3 separate regions of the Homo sapiens genome follow, and all the other regions are linked to region 2. Evidence: chromatin loops called from intact Hi-C (ENCODE). Cell type or tissue: heart right ventricle. All regions are shown on one strand.

Region 1 (8,000 bases), 51 kb after region 2:
CTCAAAGAATTAAAAATAAAACTAAAGGAATAGTAACTTTGGGGGTGGAGGATGTAGTCCTCAAATGACTGGATCATGGTTTTCTCCTGCCTCCTCTGAAGCATGTACTGTTTAGCTAATCAAATTGTGTATTTGTAGGCAAGTCATCTGCATAATAATGGTTGCTTTTGCTTTTATTCTTTTTAAATTGTGATAACATTGTATCTCACAATTTAGAAAACTTCAACAAGAGTTTCTACTTTGCATGATTGCTGAATTTCATTTGGAGAGTAAGAGATGCAATTAAAGCTGAGTGTTAACATGATATTTTTTGTATGTACAGTCTTAAGTCAATGTTTAGTGCAGTGTGTGTACACATTTTCTGCAAAACAGCTGTTTTAACCATAAAGCAAAAATGATATATATTTCCTGAAGTAATAGCAGTTTATTTTCCAATTAAGAATTCTTTCAGAGCATCTGAAATGAAAGGTTTAAGTAGGTTTCCTAACCTAGTTAACAGTAAACTGTGCATATAATTTTAATACTGGAAGGCAACTTAGAGTCTATTTAGTATAAGTCTCCCATTTTATGGATAAGAAAACTGAAATCTAAAGATGTTAAGTGACTTACCTGAGGTTACAACATTAATTCAAGATAGAGATATAACTAGACCCAGGGAAGAGCATGGTACTTGCTGCATTCTCCTGTGCTGTGTGATAATAGTATTTTTATATCTTATTTAAGTAAACTTCATAAACTAATAAAAACTTCATCATCATTTTAAACTACTTAGCATAGTTCCAGGTTCATTGTAGGTACTCAATAAAGGTTAGTTTCTCCATTTATTTTTCAAGTGGTATATTGTATTGTGTTTAAGATATTTAAAATATGTAAAATCCCGTAAGTGTAGAGAAAGGAAGATGATGGGAACAAGCATTTATTGAATTCCGTATGCTTTACCCACACAAGATTTCTCACTGTAACCTTAAGTGGTAACAGGATTATTTTTCATTGCCAGGTGAGGCTTCAATCTTAAAGATCATAGATGACAGGCAGAGCCATCAATCCATATTACTGCCTCCTCTAAACATATTTAATTATATGTTTTTACTTAAGTTATTTTCATCTCCAAATGTTTATGGGGATTATCTTGTCCCATTTTTAATCTCCTGCAAACATGAGAAAAATCACATTGATTCAGTCAACTCCAGTATGTGAACGACTCATCTCGCGACTCACACCTTCTAACCTTTCTCATTTCCCTGTGGTACATAAAAGTACGTTTGCTTACAATTTTTTTTATGCTTATTTGCAGTTGTTTTTTACGTGGTAGAATACCTGTCTCCTAACTCTACTACCTGTCCAAATAGTGGCACTTTTGGGTATTCTAATATTTTTAATGAAAATGCTCAGATGCTTACCCAATTTTATATTATCAACTGTTGGGATTCACTGATAAGCATACCTATTGTCAATAGACTTTTCATCAGCACCTAGCTATAAACTTGAGTTATTTTTCCTGTTCCTTCTTATTTAAAGAAAAGACTTCTTTTATTATGCAATTCTGTAAATTCAGCATTTTTATCAGTTGTTTGGCAATTCCATTATTTGAGTCTAATTTGTTTAGAGTATTTTCTTGCTAGATTTTATAAACAGTTTTACTCATTTTGACTATTAATATTTAGCTTTTTTATATCTTCCAATATTTTTATTTCTTTCTTGACATCTTTCTGTTTTACTTTCTTCTCTCTCTTCTCTTTCTCTTCTAAAGAAAATTTCCTCACTACAACTTGGTGGGTTTTTTTGGTTTGTGTTTCTTCCTTTAGTTACTTGATAAAAACACGAAGGCTTGTTTTCTTTAAAAATTTAATTTAGGCCAGGCACAGTAGCTCATACCTGTAATCCCAGCACTTTGGAACTCCAAGGCAGGAGGATTGCTTGAGCCTAGGAGTTCAAAACCAGCCTGAGCAACATAGGGAGACCCCATCTCTGAAAACAAACAAACAAACATTAGCCAGGTGCAATGATGCTGCCTGTATTCCCAGCTACTTGGGAGGCTAACATGGGAGGATCACTTGAGCCCCGAAGGTCAAGGTTACGGTGTGCTATGATAGCACCACTACACTCCAGCCTGGGTAATAGAGTAAGACCCTCTCTCAAGGAAAAAAAAATTGTTTTTTCTCTGAATTATGCATACTGGCACCTGAATTTTTCCAATTTGCTTTGGATTTTTGTGCAATACTTAAATATTACTTTCCAGGTTTACAATGACACAGAGATACTTATAGGTAAATTTATCTGCTTGCAGCTTCAGGCTTTAAAGTGCTATTATTTTGATTTTCCCATCTTTGGTCTTTCTTCATATAATTTTAACTTCTATTAAAATGGTTTATTTTGTTAAATTCAAACTTCTGGTTTTTGCTTACTCTCATTTTCTACTAGTCCTCTATCAAAGGAAATCAATGTATTAGGTCTCTCTATATACATTAGAGCAGGAATAAGCCTGTAGGAGAATATTTAACATTCAGGAGAGTCGTTCCCAACTGCTTTCCTACATCTGAATATAGTGATTCGAATGAATTCTGACTGCTCTGATTGTCCAGAGACTAAAGAATTAAATTTCCTCCTATGTTAGCCTTAGACATAAATATATACAGCTCCTCACGTCTTGCCCTTTTCACTAGGTTGTACATTCGCTTATTCAACAGTTATTTATTGACTGCCTGCTAAGTGCTCCATCCACACTGTGCCAGGCTCTAGAGGACACAGGAAGAAATATGGAGAACATGTTCACTGTTATTATGGCACTTTTATGGCTCCTATGTGTGGACTTAGTCATTTCTCAGTGACCAGGAAAGTAAGCAGTTCCAAGTAATGACGAAACCATCATGTGACATCTGGGGCTTACACCATGTACTTTGTGGCAGCAGCTGCTATGTCTTTACTTTCTGTATCCTCAGTTCTTAGCAGGGCACTTGACACTTAATAGGAGGGTAACAAATGTTGCATTGAAAGGAGCATAGAAACGGAACTATAGAGCAAGTGAGAACAAAAAGAGAGTTTCAAGAGACACAGTCAATGACACAATCAGGGCAAGTAATCTAACCTGTAGTTACTTAAACATTGTTACAGTCAGGAACTTAGCTACTTCAATTCACTCTTTAGAGAATGGGCCACCAGAAGATACTCTACATGTTCTTCCATCGAGGCTCCATGTTATATAGGCCATAAGCCATCACTGGAATAAATGTAGTGGAGAGGTTATAGCACACAACATGAGCGTGGAAACTTACTAAATGCCTTCAAAGGTATAAATAGTACTGAGGATTGATAACATTAAGCAGGTGTATTATAATAATTCCTTACTAGTTTGAGTTCCTGTCTGTGCACCAATGGAGGCAGCAACCAAAAGATGAAAAAAAAAACAAAGGAAATATTAATCTTAATTATCAGTGAGTCAAAAATATTGCAATGAATTTGGAAGTAGCACTAGTTGAAACTTGTCACTTTTTGCTACTTTTTCACAAAAACCAACCTAAGTATCCTACTCAAATAAGAACAATAAAATGGAAAGGAAAACTTTACATCTGTCTAGAAGTGTTACCAGTATTTTCATTCTTTTGAGCAACAAATAGTTCATTTAAAAGTCAAATAAAAAAAATTTTAAAGAATTCATACTGGAAGACTAGTAATAAGAAAAGTGGCAAATATTTTCTCATTATGTTTTGGTAAAGACCAGAAACATCAACACTTCAGTACTGAACTGTTGATTGTACTTCCCAGTTTTTACTCCTTCCTGAAAACTTTAAGCGGGCTAGGTATGAATGGAAGGTCTAGCCTGGCCCCTGCATGTGGGAAGGCCTGTGCTGCCTCTTGTGGTCTCATCCTGCATGACATGCTTCAGACAGGCACTCTGGGCTCCTTCGCACCCATTTTTATTACTAGCAACAGGATTTCTGTTTAATAGCATGTTTAATGAGTTCTGTGTTCCGCTTTGAAGAAGATGCTAAGATATTTTTCTTCATTTATCTAAAAATAACATAAATGTTTTGTGTTTATATCCCATAACTTACTTTGATAAAATACCTTTCAAATGTTTTAAATGTCGTGGAGGCAATATCTAGGTGGGACAAATCCAGTTGGTTCTGTGCTGAGCAGATTATAAGCAGAGACATGATACACCTGTATGTTGCTTTCCTCTTCCCATTTTGGTGTAAAGATCTTGCAAATGCAATGAAAATTTGAAAAGACACTAATGTAATTTGTGAAAGAGAGTACACACAGTTTGTATGTCTTTGTATACGTATACACAACACTTAGATTGCTGTGTTGTTTAATTTTTGCTCCTCGACACAGTAAGTGCCTGGGAGACTTTAATGAGTGTTAATACCAACCAAATGACAAGCATTCAAATTAACCTGGATCAGGATCTGCTAAGACCATCCCAAAGGAAACAACTTCAAAGTTAAGACAAACCCGTTCTCTTGGTACACTTAAAGAAACCAAGTCATCTTGGATTATAGTTCTCCTTTTTCATGAACAATTAACCTAGAAGAAAAGGAGAAAAATTAATAGGGATGCTGTTAACATTTCTAAATTATTAGCTATAATTTTTTACATTCAATTTATTACAATTTGAGAAAAATCATGATACAGATGATACAGATATCTTCCAGCAGCATGAGCCCAGGGTTTCCCACTCCTGAAATTTCACTTCAAAAATGGTGTATGGGCGGGCCTACTTGTTCCCTATCCACCTGCTGTTCATTTCAATTAGAATGGTATGGCAGAGAGATTCCTACTCAATAAGTTAAAAAGTACATTTTAACCAGCAAATTAAATTAGTTCAATTCAAAAGATTTAATTATTTTGCATTTCTCCTCCTTTAGAATATAATCAGTTAAAAATCTACATCCTGGGTAAGATGATGTTGGAACAGGATGCAGAAAAACTGCAATTTGGTCTTTCCTCTCTGCTTTGTCCTTGTATTATTTCAACATGTAGATTTTTTAGGATGTACACATAAGGAAGCAGAAGTCTTTCCATTTATAACAAAAGGAAACTTGTCAATTGTTCTTTATGTAATTTCATTCCATTTTCCTTCAAAATCAATTAGGCTTATTTTTAATTTACAGTTTATATTGAACATCACCATTGTCAGCAAAAATTAGAATTATTCTTTACAGATTAAAATAATATAAAAATTAGAACAACAACAAAACAGAATTAAAGGCATTGGTATAAAGTAAAATAACTTTTAAAAACAAGCATTTTACCACCATGCATTTAAATAAAAAAGAGAGATTTTGAGACAAAGCATTACGAAAAACAACTTGACAAAGCTTGTTCATCTGCCCCCAATATTTCAAAACATATCTAATCTTCTATTTTAATTTTTAGTTTCCTGGTTAGTTTTATGGTGGATGCCCGAGGTGGTGCTATGCGAGGATGCAGACACAATGGGCTCCGAATCATTATTCCACCTCGGAAATGTACTGCTCCAACGCGAGTCACCTGCCGACTGGTCAAGCGCCACAGACTGGCAACAATGCCTCCAATGGTGGAAGGAGAAGGCCTGGCCAGTCGCCTGATCGAAGTTGGACCTTCTGGTGCTCAGTTCCTTGGGTAAGGGTTTCTGATAAACCTCCCACTTAGTCATCGATGAGCTTGTGTCCTCTACATGAAATCACTAGGATGGAATGGAAAAAGGTACGTCAAACCATTTTGAAAGAGGATCAGCACCAATGACATTTTTAAAATTGGAAGTAGCACCTCAATGCTTGACTCCACTTACACGCCTCTTATTTTAAGGCATTAATGAGTTAAACATTCAGGTTGAATACCACTTCTTCTTTTTGGATGTTAATAATAGCTGCCAGACCCCCAATGTGAATAACCAGTATTTTAGCCGATGGTAGGTATTATTTTCTCATCTGAGAATTAAGTGGTAAAGTCACAAAGAAAAAATTCTGCTCTGTTCCAAGCATAAATGTAAATTCTCATACAGTTATGAAACAGAATCATTATCTTTACTTTGGAAAGCAATGTTGCCTTTACAGAATACCTACAAATTTAATCAATGTGATTTTTTTTTCAGCTATCAAAATTGCTACCTTGAGCCTTATCATTACATTGGCTATTTAGTCACAGTTTATATTAAGACAAATACATCAAGACTAGCTTCCACCGTGCTCGTTTTGGCAATTTTGAGCAGAATTTAGCATTTCTTCTTTCTTCTGTTTGTTTGTACGGCTGCTGTTATATTAAGTGGCATTTCATTGTGCCAAGAAATGAATAGCTACAGCTGAAATTAACAAAAGGATGAAGTTTTGGAGGGGGACAAGTTTCAAAATATTTTGAAACAAATCAATTGTATTTAAGTCTTGGTGCTTGAAATACTGGGAGAAAATCCTAATAATCGTGAACTCTTTTACTTTGCCGATGTCATATTGGGAAGAGGATTTCTTGCTTTAGAACTCAGGAAATGTTCTAAAGCTTTGTAATTTGGACCAAACTATTAGCAGATTGCTCCAAATTATGTTCACACCTGAAAAGGGGTGTGTTTATATTTCCCAATTATAGCAACCACTTCTCATGTCCTCCAGTCAGACAGACCAGAGCTTTACAAGGAGCCTGTGAAGTTCTGGGTTGCATCAGAAAATGCCATTATGTTTGGAGTAATTCCCCAATGATTCTTTTCATATTCTGTGTCAGACCCTGTTCCCCTCGTGCTCAGATAGTTTAGGCTTTTTAATAATCTTCAGATCTGTTGGGGAATATGCATGAAAACATCTGGCCTCTGTACAGGGCAGAGTTTTCATTATATTCCCAACAGCTTGTCTTTCTTGTGGAGCATTTTTTCCCCCTTTTTGGCTAGTGCCCTGGCGGTGAACCTAATTAGGGACAGACCGGACAGCTAAGTGCTCTCCTTGCACAGACGCGCCTCCATTGTACACTCTGGGTCTCGGTTCCTTGCTCTTTGTGACCAATGGAGGGGGCAGAACCAAACGCAGTGTGAAACCAAAGTTCACCCTGTGGATCAGCTGGCGACGCTGGGGTTCTGTGGAAGACAATACCTGAAGCTTACCTATGTTCTTTCTTTCACTGCTGCTTTGGATGTACTCAGTAAACTTCACCTGCCAACGGCTCCTCCCCCACTTAATGAGGGAGAAAGTTTGGTCAGCCGCATTCTTCAGCTGGGGCCTCCTGGAACCAAATTCCTTGGGTAGGAGTGACTTAAAACAAATTGATGGCTGCTGGCCCCCCATTCTTCTCCTTCTTCTGCAATATGATTTCTCTTTTTTGTCATTGTGCCCATGACATGTCCCTTTCTATGATTTAAATTCTGTATAACCTATCTTTAGTGGACCATTTCTGACCCTTGTGGTATGTGACTTTTATTTTTGAGTGATGTTTTTATATCTTTCCCCTTAAAGTGCTGTGACCTTCATTTTCGTTTAAGCATGAGATCTGCCTAGTTGTACTATGTGCTAGTTATGATGTTGTTATGATGAATTTGGAGTCTGTATCAAAGCAACCTGGACCCAAAAATCAAAACCCTCTACATATTTTGAGAACGAATGTGACCTAAAAATAATAGGGCAGTGCATGTTCCGGATCCTGAATATAATAGGCATTGGACACAATTGGGCTGTCTGCTGAGGGGCTCAATTAGGGCCACACTGTGTACACATGCCTATTGTTTCCTTGAATGAAGAAAATATAAGCAAAAACCACGAGTGCATGGCTCTTTAGTTCACAAGTAGTCAACTTTCTGACATCTCCTCATTTACGACACATCAAATTATGCAATGTGTGAGCCATTTTCCTCTTAAACCATTTCGTCATTTTGCACCTTGTCGAAAATGTTTTAGGAGATTGGCAGACATCATAGATATGCATGTACATTTCTTTTGGTTAAATGTGTTCTACTTACATTTATCAAAGGAGAAGTTCCAGAATGTCACATGCACTCACAGGGAAACATTATTTGGCTTAAGGTAGCAGCATGTACCTGAGGA
Region 2 (8,000 bases):
AAATATAAAATATGCCATGGTTAAAGCAGTAATGATTTTCTTTTGGGTGGGGTTCCTAGAGATTCCAAGAAGACATCATGAAATATGTGAGTGAAACATATCACCAGTGAAGTTCTGTCTGCCCGGCACTAACTTTTTACTTGGCTTGAGTTGTAGGAGGAACAGACACCTTTACATATTGCCTCCCGCCTGGGTAAGACAGAAATTGTCCAGCTGCTTCTACAACATATGGCTCATCCAGATGCGGCCACTACAAATGGGTACACACCACTGCACATCTCTGCCCGGGAGGGCCAGGTGGATGTGGCATCAGTCCTATTGGAAGCAGGAGCAGCCCACTCCTTAGCTACCAAGGTAAGGAGAATGACATCATGAGAACATGGACCAAGAGGATTCCTAAGTCATGGCCTTTCTGCTCTACCACATACAGAATCAAGAGGGTAGATCTCCTCAGGCCTTGACTTACTTCCTTCTCTACATATTTAAGACTCATTGTCTAAATGATTTAATAGAATTGTGAGATTCCGTATATCTTCAATAAAGAGTGCTGAATTTCATTCTAATTAATGCCAATGTTTCTAGGACAGGTATCTAGTACTCTAAGATGATTTTCACTTTTTCTTCTCTTTTATTATAAAATCCATAATATATTCTTAAGAAAAAGATAAATGAAATCCCTAAATATATTGAACTGGTAATACTAATGAGGAAGAGGGTACTGCATTAGATTGGCAGTACTATATTTGCTGTGAGTTATAGTACCAGATCGAAGCTCAATTTACTTGTACATTTTCGCAACCCTACTATTAGCCACCACTTATTTGACATTCTCATTCCCATATTAGTTTCCAACTTTACCAACTACACTTTTGCCTGGGTATTTACAGTGTTTAAAGAGAGCTGAAGCTGGAAAATCACACTTCTTTAGTTGTTATTGACATCGAGCAAAGAATTTTACTTATGTTCCAAGTTTCATGACAGGGCAGAGTAATTTTTCCCATGCTTTATACATGCTGTTTGACATTCATAATTTGGAGATGACTTAGAATAAAACATGAATATACTCAGCTAATTAGAGCAAAATTAATTGAGCCAGTGCAAGTGAATTTGTCATGGGGCAAAATAATTCCCACAAATGTAACAGTGATTCAGATTAATGAAAGGACAATTTCAATTCTCTCATAATCAGTAGGTATAAGTACTTCATCCAGGGAGAGGGAAAGTTGCAAATTTAAACTGAGATAGTGATGTGGCATCTGTCCTCTTGTAAGTAGGAGCAGCCCACTAGCTGTTATGGCTTATCTGGTTGCCTGTTATGACTTACCTGGTTGCCTATGGCTGTAAAAGGTATTTTGATATAAGAAATTGACAATTATTGAAGTTCTGAACTCTGAAAAGTTGGAAGGATTTTAAAAGTTCTTAAAAAAAAAAAAAACTAAGCAACAAATGTAGTAATAACCTGAGAGATTTGGTGATTGTCTTATCAGAGGAGGGTGTAAATCATCAAAATTAAGATACATAAAATACAGAAATAGATAATAAAACGTAGTCTTTTGTCTGTCAAAGATATTTAGGATTTAAAAAATATAACTATATCCATGGTAAATTAGGGCGATAAAATAGAATAAAATGTTAAACAGTGTTTTTTTTTTTTTTTTTTTTTTGAGACGGAGTCTCGCTCTGTCGCCCAGGCTGGAGTACAGTGGTGCGATCTTGGCTCACTGCAACCTCTGCCTCCCGGGTTCAAGCGATTCTTCTGCCTCAGCCTCCCGAGTAGCTGGGACTACAGGTGCCCTCCACCACACCCAGCTAAATTTTTGTATTTTTAGTAGAGACGGGGTTTCACTGTGTTAGCCAGGATGGACTCGATCTCCTGACCTCGTGACCCACCCACCTCGGCCTCCTAAAGTGCTGGGATTACAGGAGTGAGCCACTGCACCCGGCCAAACAGCATTTTAAGAGTTCAGCTGACTAGGGCTGAACAGTGGTTGATTCATCATTATTAAAGACATTTAAGAGGGTAAATGAAATCTTGGTGAGATTAACATAAAGGAAGAAGGCAGATGTGTGACTCAAGAGATGCCTTCTAACTTTGGTTTTGTTATTCTACAGTAGATTTTATGTATTTTTGTCTAATAATCATTTCCAAACTTATAAGAGTTGGATCACTATTCTAGCAAGACTTTAAAGATAAGGAGTTTATGTTTTCTTCCTCATGATGCAGTTAGCCTCAAAGAACTCTGTTTCATCCTGAGTATCACCCTAATCATTGTGTGCATTGAGTGGAGGGAGGAGAGCTCTAACCACAAATGCTGGTTTATATGGACAATGCAAGAAGGAATAAATACTTCCTACGTTTGTCCCACACTTGGAAAAAACCAGAAGATTCGCTCTCTTCCAAGGATTTATTAATACCAAATGTTCAAAAAAGAAGCAAAAAGAAAAACGTCATCTCATTTAAAAATAATTTGTCTGGAGACACCGAAAGGGCAATATTGCTTCTTGGGGGATATTCTGTGTTTATGATGGGGGCTTAAATGGTTCCAGGATAAGCCATGGCTTAGAGCACCTAACCCAGGCATATTTGCTATGTGTTTTACAGGCCCTGATCGGTGTTAGAATTCCCCCACTCCCACTGTAGTGCCAGAAGAGCATGTGGTTAAACTGTCTGGCCAAGAGGATGGATTTGACATCATGGTGTAGGAACTGTGCCATCCTCGAGATCTTAGTCCAGAGACTTATCTGTATTTATAACACACTGCTAATTACAGAGTAAGGCCATTGGTTAGGCACGGAAGACACTGAATGTACACATATCAACATGTGTAGGAGAGCAGCCCTCTAAAAAAAGCTCTAAAGCTTCAGTGTGTTTAAAAGTCTGGTGTTAATCAGCCCAACATCATGCCAGAAGTAGAACGTATTTTACAAAAGCAATTGGTCTTTTAGACAGTGTGAGTCTTTTGGGAAAGGGGACAAGTCAGGATGGGAGTTGCTTTTTAATAGTACATGTTTTTTGTTCTATAGACCATTTATCTTGCCATTTCTGCAGAAAATATGTCAACTAATTCACGAATACTTGTTTTTACTATGGCTGCCAAAATATCCTAAAATTTAAATGAATTTGGAATTCAGGTGTTATAAAAAGGATTGAAAGAAAGAGAAGGAGGGTTGGAGAGAAGGCAGCTGTTGTTTCAATTCTATTAATTTTAGAGGCAAGAAAAGGCTTTTTTTCCCCATTCACAAATTGGAGCCAGTTTACTGACACTAGTGGCTTTTAAAAATCCCAAACCTATAAAGTCAGATTTCAGTCTCCAAGCCCTTAAAATAAAATTTCTTTTATTCAGTCTATCAAGCCAAACTTTTGTATGTTAAATTGTATTCTTTTTCTTTGTCCTTGTTCATGGCTAACAGATTTAATGCTACCAGTATTTTTTCCAAATGAAGAATCAGTATACTTTGCTCAATATGTTAACAAATAAAAAGATTTTTTGAGGAGTTACAACAATAAATACGATTTTACTTTTGTTTCTCACATTTTCAGAAGGGTTTTACTCCCCTGCATGTAGCAGCCAAGTATGGAAGCCTGGATGTGGCAAAACTTCTCTTGCAACGCCGTGCTGCCGCAGATTCTGCAGGGAAGGTAAAGATTTTCTATACGTTATAATTATGTAACAGTGAAGGTGATAGATTAGGAGATCTGTAAAGACATTTTTCTCACTTCTCTGAAAGGAATGTGAGAGCAACTGATGAAACTATCCCAAATAGACATGGTGGCGATGTCTTCCATGACCGTCCAGGTACATACACACTGATTCAGAAAGCATTTTGAGCTGTGCCTCAAAGTCTTGTCACAACAGCCCCAGAAAGTCTCTATATTAAGAAGAATCCCTGCAATGTTAATGTAGTATTTCTTACATAGCAGTTTAGACCTTTTTACATTGTGACCCTCAAGATCCCCTTTGCTGGTGGTATGCTCATTTTCAATTTTAGTTATGTTTTTAATATGAAAATTATTAGGGATTTGTTTATTTTCGTTCTTTTTTCTATTGACTATATTAATTCATTAACATGAATTTAATCAATATCAGTTTCCAGGCATCCTGGTAGCTTCAGGGCAGCTAACCCTAATTTATTAATGCTGAAACTTAAACACACCCTTTACAGAACGGCCTTACCCCGCTCCATGTTGCTGCTCATTATGACAACCAGAAGGTGGCGCTGCTGTTACTGGAGAAGGGTGCTTCCCCTCATGCCACTGCCAAGGTGAGGACCACAGAAAAGGATTTACAGGCATAGGGTGTAACTATCGCCTGAAAACACATGAGAATTGTCTTTTAAACACATGGTATAGTATAACTGCGACTAGTCCTAGCGATAGTAGCTTTTGGTATTGACACCCTTTTTTTTCCCTTGTATTTCTGCCAGTTGCGTCTTGAAAATCTTTTTTAAGATTTTTTAAGAGTCAGCAAATATTAAGGGGATGTGCCTATAAACCAGTAGAGATGAATCTTATTGCTAACATTCTGTGTGTTAGAGAATGAAGTCTGAATTTTGAGAACTGAGAAATAAAGTCATTAACATATTTTCTCTTCTCTCCTATAAACCAAATGCTATGATGAAAATGTCCTTTTATACTCTCATTCTTTCCGACTTCAAACTTCTATTTGTTTCTTTGTCTTTTTTTTTAATGTTTTACCTGTGTTAACTGTAGCATGGATCCCTCTAAGTCCCTAGATTCAGAGGTGGTGGGAGGATGCCTTTTTGGTGTATATCTAGCACCAAATTCCGAAACAGCTCCAACTAAGACTTGTACTTACGGACAGGGCATTTCCCACCATTCTAGTTGGCCCCTTATTACACTGAAAATATATATGAATGTCGTATAATGCATAAAGTCCTCATTGCGTCTTTCGTTCATTAATTAAGCACAGCTATTTTGAGAACACATCAGGGTTTATTTAAAAAATATTGATTGTAATGGGAAAATATTTATGCTATATTAGACAATATAATAAAAAAACTGCCACCATTTATTTGCCAAACACTATGCCGAGCACTTTACAGGCAATATCTCATAATAACCCCATGAGACTGGTATTCTAATGATCTCCGTTTTGCAGATGAGAAGGTGAGATTTAAGTAGGTTAATTTTCCAAAGTCATATGAATAATAAGTGTTAGAGCTTGTACCTGTGTTTGACCTCAGGCAGACTGACTTTAGAGCCGGTGCTCTTAACCACTAGGTCCTTTGTGCCCCAAAGCAATAGAGGGAGATTTATTCCACTTCTGTTATACAAATATATACATATATACTCATATGCCTATTTAAATTTTATACATATTATAAATAAAAAATAGGATATATACATAAAATATGTTCTGTATAATATATATTTTATATATAAATATATTATATATATCATAAATATATAACTTTGTACACATACATACATATACATCTACATATATTTATATCTTTTTGATGCCAATAAACAGTTTATAATAAAGTACTTGAACTGTCAAAAGAGGGTGCCAAATGTTCATAATTATCCACACTGTTCTTACTCCTCTTTTTTCTACAACCTCATCAATTCAGCACATATTTTATGTCTTTCTTTACACTAGATTATAAGCTACTAGAGGAGTGTTCATATCATATTCATTTGCATATCTATGAGGTGTTTAATAACATATGTGAGTTCCCAATAAATTTGGATGAAAGAATGAAGATTGAGCAACTATGGAATAAAAATATACCTGCTCACTTAACATACCAGCATTTTTTTTTTCATTAGCTTTCCAGGCTGACCATTCTCAACATAGATACAAAAGACTTCATTAGTACTCATGAGTACTTTCGTTGAACTCTTACAATGTGCAAAGAAAGGATTATAGGTACTCAATGGGAGGTAAAATTGTAAAACGTGTGTTCTCTTTCCACAAGGGACTCTCAATCTACTTGTAAGAGAAGACCTAGATTATAAAATAATGTGTATAGTTTTCCTAAGGAGATAAACATAGCCTTGATTTCTAGCCTCTACCTTGTATGGTCCTTAATCTTAGGCATGCACGTACCGAGTTCAGAAGATGACATAAAGCATTTGTCTACTCCAGAGTCCACAGTAGGATGGGTATTCTGGGAATGCCTCTCTAGTGTCTTTCACTTATCTGCCCCAGCCTGTCAATGAACATGAGCCCTTCATCTTTGGGGCCACTCCTAGAGGGCTCCAGATGGTAAGATCCCCACTGTAGTCTCCACTTTAGACTCTCTTTCTGCTCATTATAATGTCTCCTCTCCTTAATACACACGGTCCTTTGGCCACGAGAACTTTGCTTCTTTCCACCAGAGTCCAGAACCTTCTCTTAGTCTTTATTGGGAGTGCTGCAATTATTTGAGTCCAAAAATGTTTCCTCTTTGTGGAGTAAGAGGGCTTTTCAGATCTTGTAGGTTGAGTATCTACCAGGCAAACCTCCTCCATTGCCAGAATTGACACCTTCTTTGATGATCGCTTATGTTGTTTTGCTAAAATATCCCTGTACCTAACCTTAGTAGAGCCCATGCTGTAGGCAGTGGGGTAACTAAGACTAAAGAAACACATTGTAGCAAAAAGAAGTTGACTAAACTTATTTGGTCCACAAAAATCTGTGTGTCCTTTTTTTCAATAGAGTCTATGGACACAAATACAGTATTTTGAAGCATCTGGGACCTCTGATCAGACCCTGAAAAGGCTTCCAAGCTGAATTTCCTTCAGTTGCTTCAGGAGAAACATTGTTTGTCAAAAATGAAAGATACTTATTCTTGCTTGGAGAAATGGGGACAGAGTAGATAATGTAGGGTTGTGTGAGGATCAAGATTTGATGATAGCTCATAAAGACATTTAAATTCTCAAAACACTTTTTTATTTTTTGGTACACTTTGCAGTTAGCTTTAAGGAAATAGCATGACCTAAAAATACCTCTCAAGTTTGATTACAGGCTCAAACCTGTAATCCCAGCACTTTAGGGGGCCAAGGTGGGCAGATCGCTTGAGCTCATGAGTTTGAGACCAGCCTGGGCAACATGGTGAAACCCCATCTCTACCAAAAATACAAAAAAATTAGCCAGTCATGGTGGTGTGTGCCTGGAGTCCTCGGTACTTAGGATGCTGAGGTGGGAGGATCACTTGAGCCCAGGAGGTGGAGGTTGCAGTGACTGAGATGGCACCACTGCGCTCCAGTCTTGGTGATGGAGCCATACCTTGTCTCAACAAATAAATAAATAAAACATCTCATGGTAATCTCACAAGAAGCACTTGGTCATTATGCTCTCTTTCCCTTCAGCATGTCACTGAAGGGAAAAGCCACTGTTTTTAATTTCTATCACACATTTTGAATGGAAAATTCTACCGGATTTGATAAAGAAAAGGAAATAAAACAATATATGTTGCAGACTTACAGTTGTTCCACATTTTTTTCTTTTAACTAAACATGGGGTATAGAGTTTTGTTCTTGTAAGCAGAGTATGAGTTTTCCTGTCCCTCTCCACAAACTCCCGCCCGAAATAAGTAGCCTCATATTTGTACTTTCAAAGCAGCAGGTTATAAAGAAGGGGAGATCTAGGATTTGAATGGACCACAAGATTCATATAAGCTAATTTTGTTGTTGAATATATTTTAAATTAGAATGCAACCCATTAAAGACAGGGATCATGTCATGTTCACCATTGTATTCCCACACCTAGCACACTGCTCGGCATATTCTAGGCACTCAGTAATATTTGTTGAACCAGTTTAAAGTACAATCCAAACAGAAGCATATTAGTTGGAGTATTATAGTAAGATAATAGAAATAATTCCATTTGATTCTTTATGTTATAACCATATGTGAAGTGTAGCCTTGGTTCCAGATAGCACACACAATTCAAGAGCAATATTGACAAACTAGAATCAGCTCAGAACAGGTCATCCTTATAGGGAGAGATCTAGAAATGGCACTTCCATCAGGAATGGTTGAAGGAATGGAG
Region 3 (8,000 bases), 170 kb before region 2:
GAATGAGGACAACATTCCAGGCAGAGGGAAGTACACATGCAAGCCCTGAAGTGGGAAAGACCTTGATGCACATAGGGACTGAAAGAAGGCCAGTGTCACCGGTGTATGGTGAGGATAGAGAAGCAAAGAGGGTCCAGCTCATGAAGGCTTTGGAGTTGTTACTAAGTTTAATGGAAATTTATTGGAATTATTTGGGCATTGGCTAGGTGGAAACAATTCTATAATTTGACACTGTTACACTGAGAGGAATGGTGGAGGGATGGAGTAGAAGTAGGGTAGCTGATAGGATGTTATGGTTATAGACCTGGTGAGCAGCAGCGGTGGCTGGTGGCTGTGGGGATGAAAAAAAAGTGTACATGGAAGATATATTTTGGTGGAAAAATTTATAAGACTCAGGGATAGATTGAATGTGGACAACTCCCAGGTGTTTGGCTGGGTACTATTCACTTAGATGGGGAAGCCTGGAGAAAAAAACATTTCGGGGGAAAAAATCCAAAAATAGTATGTGAGACATCAAAGTGGATATGTCAGATGGGCAGCTCAGAAAAGAGGCTAGAACCAGAGATAGGAACTTTGGATTGAGCACATATATGAGATTTACCACCATGGGAGCAGATGCTGCTGGTGGGGCGCATGTATAGGCTAAGAAGAGAGGAAGCCCCAGGACAGTTCTGAATTTGAGTTCCGATAGAAAAGGAGGACACCTCAAAGAAAACTGAAGCAAAGCAGAAAGACCATGAAAAGAACAGGAGAAAGTTGAGTGCCAGAACTAAGAAAAGAAAATTCCAAAAGAAGGAAGAATGTCCAACTGTGAAGTGCTGTTAAAAAATCAGATAATCTGAGGACTGTCAAATCTCTATGAGATTTGGCAACGTGGAGGTCACTAGTAATTTAGTAAGATATTTCCTAGTATCTTAATCACATACCTAGACGGAACTGAATTTCTAGATATCCTCCTCTTTATTGTTCTCACCTTTTGTTCCAGGACTAACTTCATTTTCAGTTCCTCTTCACTTTCCCAAGTTATTTTCCTATCCATCTATTCTCCTCACTTTGGGCCAATAGAAAAGTGTAACACAGGGAGGAGGGGAGGTGAGGAAAAGAAAACAGGACAAAAGTTAATGCAACATGGTATTTAATTTTGTGCATTCTTCACAGAATTGCTTTTCCTCCTTGTATTTGCCTAAGTATTTCATTTACTTAGAAAAACAAGTATATTTTAATTTTAAAATATTATCTGTTTCATCATGCTCAACATAAATGTAATCCTGTGTTGTCTACTCCTGAAGTGATTAAACTATAAATAGAGCTTTCTTTGCAACTTAATTTGCTATAATCCTTAGCATAAAATGAAGATGTCCTTAATGTGGAATGCAAATACTATGATATGGCTGATGTCATGAGGACTTGAAACGTTTCATCCTCTTTCACTAATTTTTTTTAAACATTCATATAAGAAAAGCCTTGGCATTAAATGCTAAGAAATAGGTGCTTAGATGGCCAGAAATTGACTGGGTTTGATGGCCTTCATGATACAAAAACATCAACTGTTTTAAAAATAGTATTATCTAAGACTGAAGATTTCTTTTAAGTGAGAAATGTATTTTGAAATTAAGGAAAAGAATGTCAGTGATGTTTTAATGGCAATTTTTGAAAGTAGTCAAAAGACACTCCAGTATATATCGTCATGAATTTATGACTAATGACTAAAATAATTTAGAATTCTGCTTAGCACTAATCAAAATCCAGTTAAAAGACTGCTTTTGTACTTTTGAAGCACGTAAGATCTTTGGAAATGCATTACTGAATATTATTTGTGCTTTTAATGCTTCATCAACATTTAGGAGTACAAGCTTCCATTGTCAGTGTTTTAAAAGTCAGCTATGTAAAGCTGATAGAGTATACATATTAAATATATCCATTAGTCATTCTCAGGAAGTGGAATATGTACACACATCTGAATATTTGCTTAAATATAAAACAAGAGTAAGATGTTTAAGCTTCAATGTAGAATAAAATACTGATATTTGGGTTTTAGGTTAAAAAATATTAGTTGTGATTTTTGTCCCCCTTTTCCTCCATGCCTTTGATTCCTTCCCTCTGAAGACAGACAAAATCCTGACTTAGGCAGTATTTTTTAAAATACCAAGGGTCTCGGAAACCTAGGGTTTGATAAGTAAGAGGAACAGATCAAATTCTAAATCTCCTTTGTCCACATTGTCATTCTCCAGCTTGTTGTTCTTTTCAGTGGTGAGGTAAGAATATAACTCCTACTTAATGTTCCTGTTCCTTAGGTGAAACACTACCACCTTTTGTTCAAAAGTTAGATGCTGGGGTTGTTGCTGTTGTTGTTTTCTTCTTTTCTTCCTTTACTTTTTAGATTTTGATGGAGACGTGGTAGGAAGTCTGGGCTGGGAAATGAGGTGAAAAAGAAAAGCAATTAGTTTGTCTTTATACAAAATAAAACCTTCTAAAAAACCTTATTATCACAAAAAAGAGCTCTACAAATCTAGATAGTTGTTTTGAAGAAGAGAAGAGAATTGTGAAAAACATGTATAATTTGGGAGGGCTGGGCACAGTGGCTTATGCCTGTAATCCCAGCACTTTGGGATGCTGAGGCAGGCAGATCACCTGAGATCAGGAGTTTGAGACCAGCCTGGCCAACATAATGAAACCCTGTCTCTACTAAAAATACAAAACATTAGCTGGGTGTGGTAACACACGTCTGTGGTCTCAGCTACTTTGGAGGCTGAGGCACGAGAATCGCTTGAACCCAGGAGGCAGAGGTTGCAGTTAGCTGAGATTGTGCCACTGCACTCCAGCTTTGGTGATAGAACGAGATTCCATCTCAAAGCTAAACAACAACAACAACAACAATAACAACAACAAAAACATGTATAACTGGGAAAAAACTGAAAGAGAATGCAGGATCATAAAAATATAGCAAACAAAGTGAGTGGGATTTAAAATTAGTGGAATAAGAAATAATGGGTAACAATGAAGAACATAATTTAGGTAATAGTATAGTATCTTGGGAGCCCTCCTGGAAGTATCTAGTTATGGACAGTGAGCAGCAGAAACAGGATGTAACTCAATTCAGCATACTTGATGGTTGTGGTAACCCTAGAAAATGACTCCAGGAAATAGGTGAGAATCCAATCAGATTGAGAGGCTAATGTTCATGACAGGGGTGCCCTAGCAGACAGGCAAAGCTGAATAGAAATTCAGGAGGAGAGGAATTTTGGCTATTTAGTAAAATTATGAGCAGTTGGTCATAGGCAAATTTTATGAGTAGGTAGCCCTTCTGAAGTCTTAGGCATATAATTAACCTAGGTTGGAATTATAATTAGACATCAAAGTTTAAACTTTTTTATCTGAACCGAGATGCAAAAGTAAATTGGTTCTGTGTTCTGGAGAATTGTAAAAGAATTCCTTAATTCCTTAGCAAAATTTGGAAGTCAGTATCAAGTGGTGAGGATAGGAAAGTTGAAGAGACTGTGGACCAGGCAAGACCTTATCAGTTGATTTAGGAAGCAGCAGTGACAGAGGCCAGACAGGTAACAAGAGAAAAGAGAAGGTGGAAAGTAAGAGACAGTTTTAATTGCTACGATAGAAAGATGGGATTTTGAAAAGATTAGCTATATGGAATAAAATTAACCAAAAATTGATCCAAGATTATAAGAAACTATTTCAAGACTCATTAATTTTACTATTGCTGTCAAACACACATTAAATCATTTTCCACTTGGGTCAGCTATAGGCATGAAGGTTCATTTGTGAAACAATTTCTGTAGAGTATTATTCCATGATCTGACATGCTTCACAAACTGTGTTTGTACATCCAACTTAAAAGCTGAATAGTCTATGGTAATTCTGCCATCATGTTTGAAATTTTCTTACCTTAAACAAAAAACCTGATCATATTGTATTACTCAAATGTGTGTAAGACTAGATTTAACTTAATGTGTACTAGTGTACAGTGTGAGACTGCATAAACAAACTTTAAAGAAATTCGTTATACATATTTTGATTTAACCTACAATGAAGTTAAGAGAAATCCTTAACCCCATTAGAGATTTGGGAGAGGGATGTGGCAACTGCTAACTTATAAATATTTTGCTAATGCTTAAATTTTACTAGCTTTCTGTCAATTCCTATTTTTACTCAAAAAATTATATAGTATTTAAATTTATAATTTGTATTCAGTTATTCTAGCTTACTATTATATGGTATGGCTTGACGGAAAGGACATTGTCTTCTTCTCTTCTGCAAAGCAGAAAAATATCCACTAAACACAAAAATATACACAGCAAATGTTAAAGTAGCCCTCTAAACCTTATGAAGACTTTTAAATCCTCAAATAGTACTTCAGAGCAACTGGATTTAATATCTTTCATCCAGCAGAGGGCTACCAAACTCCATTAGTTTCTGTGAACACACATGACAAAAAAATTCAGATGGGTTATTTCAGTGGTTTTCAGATTGTTTTAAGCAGCAGATCCTTTTCTTAAGATAGAGTTTTACAGTGTGGAAGTGAGATACACTCTCTGCTTTAATTGGAGAAGGGCCTCCAAGCTGCCTCTCCAGAAGGCCCAGAGAGGTGTGGAGGATAATTGAAACCCTCCACTCTGATTTATCCAAAAATACACTCCCACATTTAAAGTCAGCTCTTTTTGGGATCAGTCGTAATCCTTAATGCTGACACCGCATGGAAAATATATAAGCAGAATGATGCCCAAGTTATAGAAGTTCCTCTTCCTGGATTTTGTCTTCAATTGTAACTGTAGTTCCTACCGTGTGGTTGTATGTGTTGTTAGTTTGTTTTTGTTTTGTTTTGTTTGGGAAAGGTGACATTTCATCTCCAATCTAATGAGTGAGAAAGATGCTTATTCTGACAAATTTTCTTCACAATATTTCATAGGTGTGCCAAGCTGACAGATTGGTTGACTCTGTACTCTTTTATTTTATTCCTGTAACTGGGCCAGTTTCTGCCCTTAACTAAAACTGGATCAATTATAGGAGTGAAATAAAGGTCCATCTCCTGCCTATTTATTACTTTGCTTTGGTAATAAATCTATTTTTAAAAGAACCTATTACAGAGACTTCCATTTGGAATTATGCATACTTGGTGTCAAATGGTGATTGTTCTTTGTTGTGTTTTTCCATTCGAAACAAAGCTTTTGTGAGGCGTCCCTTTATTCTGATTAAGGCCTGGTGTAAATCTTTGATAATGAAGCCCATTAACAAAAATGACTATAAATAGCTCTACTTCTATCAGGGATATTAAATACTTTCTCAAGCACACATGCTCACTGATTTTAAGACTCATTCCACAGTGTTCCAAGTTGCGTGTTAGATTTTTTTTTTCTTGAGACGAAGTTTTGCTCTGTTGCCCAGGTTGGAGTGCAGTAGCGTGATAACGGCTCACTGCAACCTCAGTCTCCCAGGTTTAAACGATTCTCCTGCCTCAGCCTCCCAAATAGCTGGGATTACAGGCACATGCCACCATGCCTGGCTAATTTTTGTATTTTTAGTAGAGATGGGGTTTTGCCATGTTGGCCATGCAGGTCTTGAACTCCTGACCTCAGGTGATCTACCCACTTTGGCCTCCCAAAGTGCTGGGATTATAGGCATGAGCCACCGCGCCCAGCCAGTGTTGGATTTTATCATTACCAAATAGTCATAAAGAGTGTGAGCTTATTAATGATGCTGACCATTCAAAGTGATCAGCAATCTCTTTGCACACACACTATCTCTGGGGATGAGTCTATCTATTTCCAGTCCATCCATCTTGTTTTGGTCTTGTAAATCTACTTTATTATCTTATGCTTTTATATTCATGTTTTGTTTCAGAACAATAATCATAGTAGTATCATTTATTGATCTGTTACCAGTGTTTTACATGTGCTATTTCACTTGGTTCTGTTAGGTAGATATTGTCTTCATTCATGTGAAATGAGATTGAAGCCCATAAAGGTGAAGTAATGCACCCAACATAGAACCCAAATTAGGATTCAAAAACCCAAATTTGATGCCCTCTACCACATAAAGAAGCTTTATTTCATAGCAGTAGCAAAACCATTATTTGATCAGTTAATAAAAAAGATGGTTAAAGTGGAGAAAAAACTGATATATGCGTAGTTTAAACATTTTATTTCAACTTGAAACACGTAAGTTGGACATTCGTTTACCAATGATCTGATGTCCAGTCAAGACCTTTTATTTAAGTATATTTTATTTAAGAAGTTTCCAGAATTTGGGGTTTAGCTTTGTGTTTTTAAAAATAAACAATACCTATTTGTAGGCATTGTCTCACTGGTTTGTTATCTGTTAAAGGCAGTCAGTAATTAAAGACACTTGCAAAACAATCTGATTGTAGAACTTCTAAATATTTTCGAAGCTTCCTCCCCAATCTTTTTGATTTGTTTCAGACATACCCATAATTCAATAGCAATATTGTAGAAATTCCTTTTTATTAAGTTCTTACAAAGCATGCATCGTAATTTTCATAAAGCAATAATTTTTGGAACTCATTTTTATTAGATAATCTAAGATTTATTTAAATTATGTAATTGCAATAGCAACTACAATAGGATCAAAAGGTTTGGGATAAACATACTTGACTCTTGCTGAGCATATAACTTTACTAGTGGGAGAAGAATGTACACATATTATAGAATGGCTAGTAAGCTACAAGCTTTTAATGTATGGTGGGCATCAGTCAGCATTTATAGAGAAAATGGAAACATTTTCTTAAGTAAAGTTTCGCTGAGAGAGCTTCTACTCTGTTTTTCAAGAAATTAGGGGAGAGAGAGAATTTACTCCTTGTCTGTGAAGACATGGGATTTAAGCTATGTGTATCACAGGACTTGAAACAGAAAAAAAAACTCTACAGATGTTTTTATTTTACAAAGTTAGTTGGGTTAAATATTGCCCAAAGTTTCTACCTGAACCATCAAGTTTGGTTTTCATAAAAAGCTTTTAATTTGTGAGAAAAATGTTATTTGAATTCTTTCAATTACATCTTATCAGATTTTGGTGATGCTTTTGAATTCTCAAATGTTTCAAGTTGCAATTCTCTGTTAAGATTTATTACATCATTATCAAAACTTTGTATTAAGAAAAGAGTATATCTTTCTGAAGTCCCGTAGTACATATTGTTTCTGCCATTCATTTGATGCTTATATTTCTCATTTGCTAACATTTATAATCATCTGTTCTTACGCAAAGCAGTATGTCTTGGTGGAGAGGTAGTGGAAAAAAACAAAAAACACCCATGAAATAAATCTGTACTCAAAGAATTCAGCTTGCTTAACTTCCCAACTAAGTGATACTACTTTGGGGAACCATAACTGCTTTCCTTACTCCATCCCTTTTGTTTCACAGTGCCTTGTTCACAGCTCAATTATTTGAAGTCTTTATAGATCTGTTTCTCTCTTTTGTTGTTTCTGCTGTACACCTGGTTGTCTTTGACATTACTTCTGCCAGTCTTTGTGGTCACAAGTGACTTGTGGAGCATTTTAAACCAAGTTCGAAGCTTGAGTTTTGTTGTAAGTCTCGGCAATAAAACCCAGGTTATAAATCTGCTGAAGGTCTCGTTATTTATTATTCTGCTCTTACCCTTAGAGTATTGCTTTTTGAGGTCTCAGATGACTGTGAAGAGGGCTCCCTATTGGACTGTGCACCTTGTGTGGACATTGACCTTCGATATCTGCCTTCTTGCCTGGAACTTTTCAAAATAAAAGCTCAAGTTTGCAGGGAAATGCACTTAGGAAACAAAAGCAATTTCCCTGCTTGCTTATCTTTCAGTGGTTCCATTTTCCTTCAGTTTTGCCTAGCAATTCCTTATTATCATTCCAGCTGTTTGTTGCTTTTAAGAAGTTATTTATATTTTATCCAGTATTTCTAGTTTGTTTCAGCAGTAGTGTTTGTCTGAATACCTGGCTCCTATTAGCTGGAAACACATGCTGTTCATACAGGTGCTTAGTGTTTTGGTTGTT

What was found. A loop is a pair of places that touch in the nucleus more often than their neighbours do. Peaks named below come from ENCODE experiments on the same cell type or tissue, not always from the same donor. Only the 100,000 strongest peaks of a DNase experiment are listed, where the experiment ranks them.
Region 1: a loop joins it to region 2, with 3 times the contacts of the local background. A loop is called at or near these places in 4 of 110 quality-filtered maps.
Region 3: it touches region 2 in a loop (2.5-fold over the local background); 11 of 110 quality-filtered maps call a loop at or near these places.

Annotation. Positions count from the first base shown.
Region 1 is chr4:113,324,867-113,332,866 of GRCh38, forward strand. ANK2 (ankyrin 2) reads left to right here. Exons shown (of 46, transcript NM_001148.6): 27 at 5,380-5,604; 28 at 7,106-7,204. Among named protein-coding and RNA genes, the nearest start is that of MIR8082, 180 kb to the left of the region's middle. In heart right ventricle, a CTCF peak has its summit at 3,867; no DNase peak of the experiment used is centred here.
Region 2 is chr4:113,274,296-113,282,295 of GRCh38, forward strand. ANK2 (ankyrin 2) reads left to right here. Exons shown (of 46, transcript NM_001148.6): 15 at 157-354; 16 at 3,542-3,640; 17 at 4,165-4,263. Among named protein-coding and RNA genes, the nearest start is that of MIR8082, 130 kb to the left of the region's middle. RefSeq lists a silencer at 4,108-4,282. In heart right ventricle, CTCF peaks have their summits at 4,211 (motif pointing right) and 4,415; a DNase peak (open chromatin) is centred at 4,209; H3K27ac peaks cover 1,960 bases.
Region 3 is chr4:113,101,865-113,109,864 of GRCh38, forward strand. The region is part of intron 1 of ANK2 (ankyrin 2); the gene reads left to right. It overlaps MIR1243 (microRNA 1243), which reads left to right and starts at 4,999; the gene lies at 4,999-5,091. In heart right ventricle, a CTCF peak has its summit at 4,397 (motif pointing right); no DNase peak of the experiment used is centred here.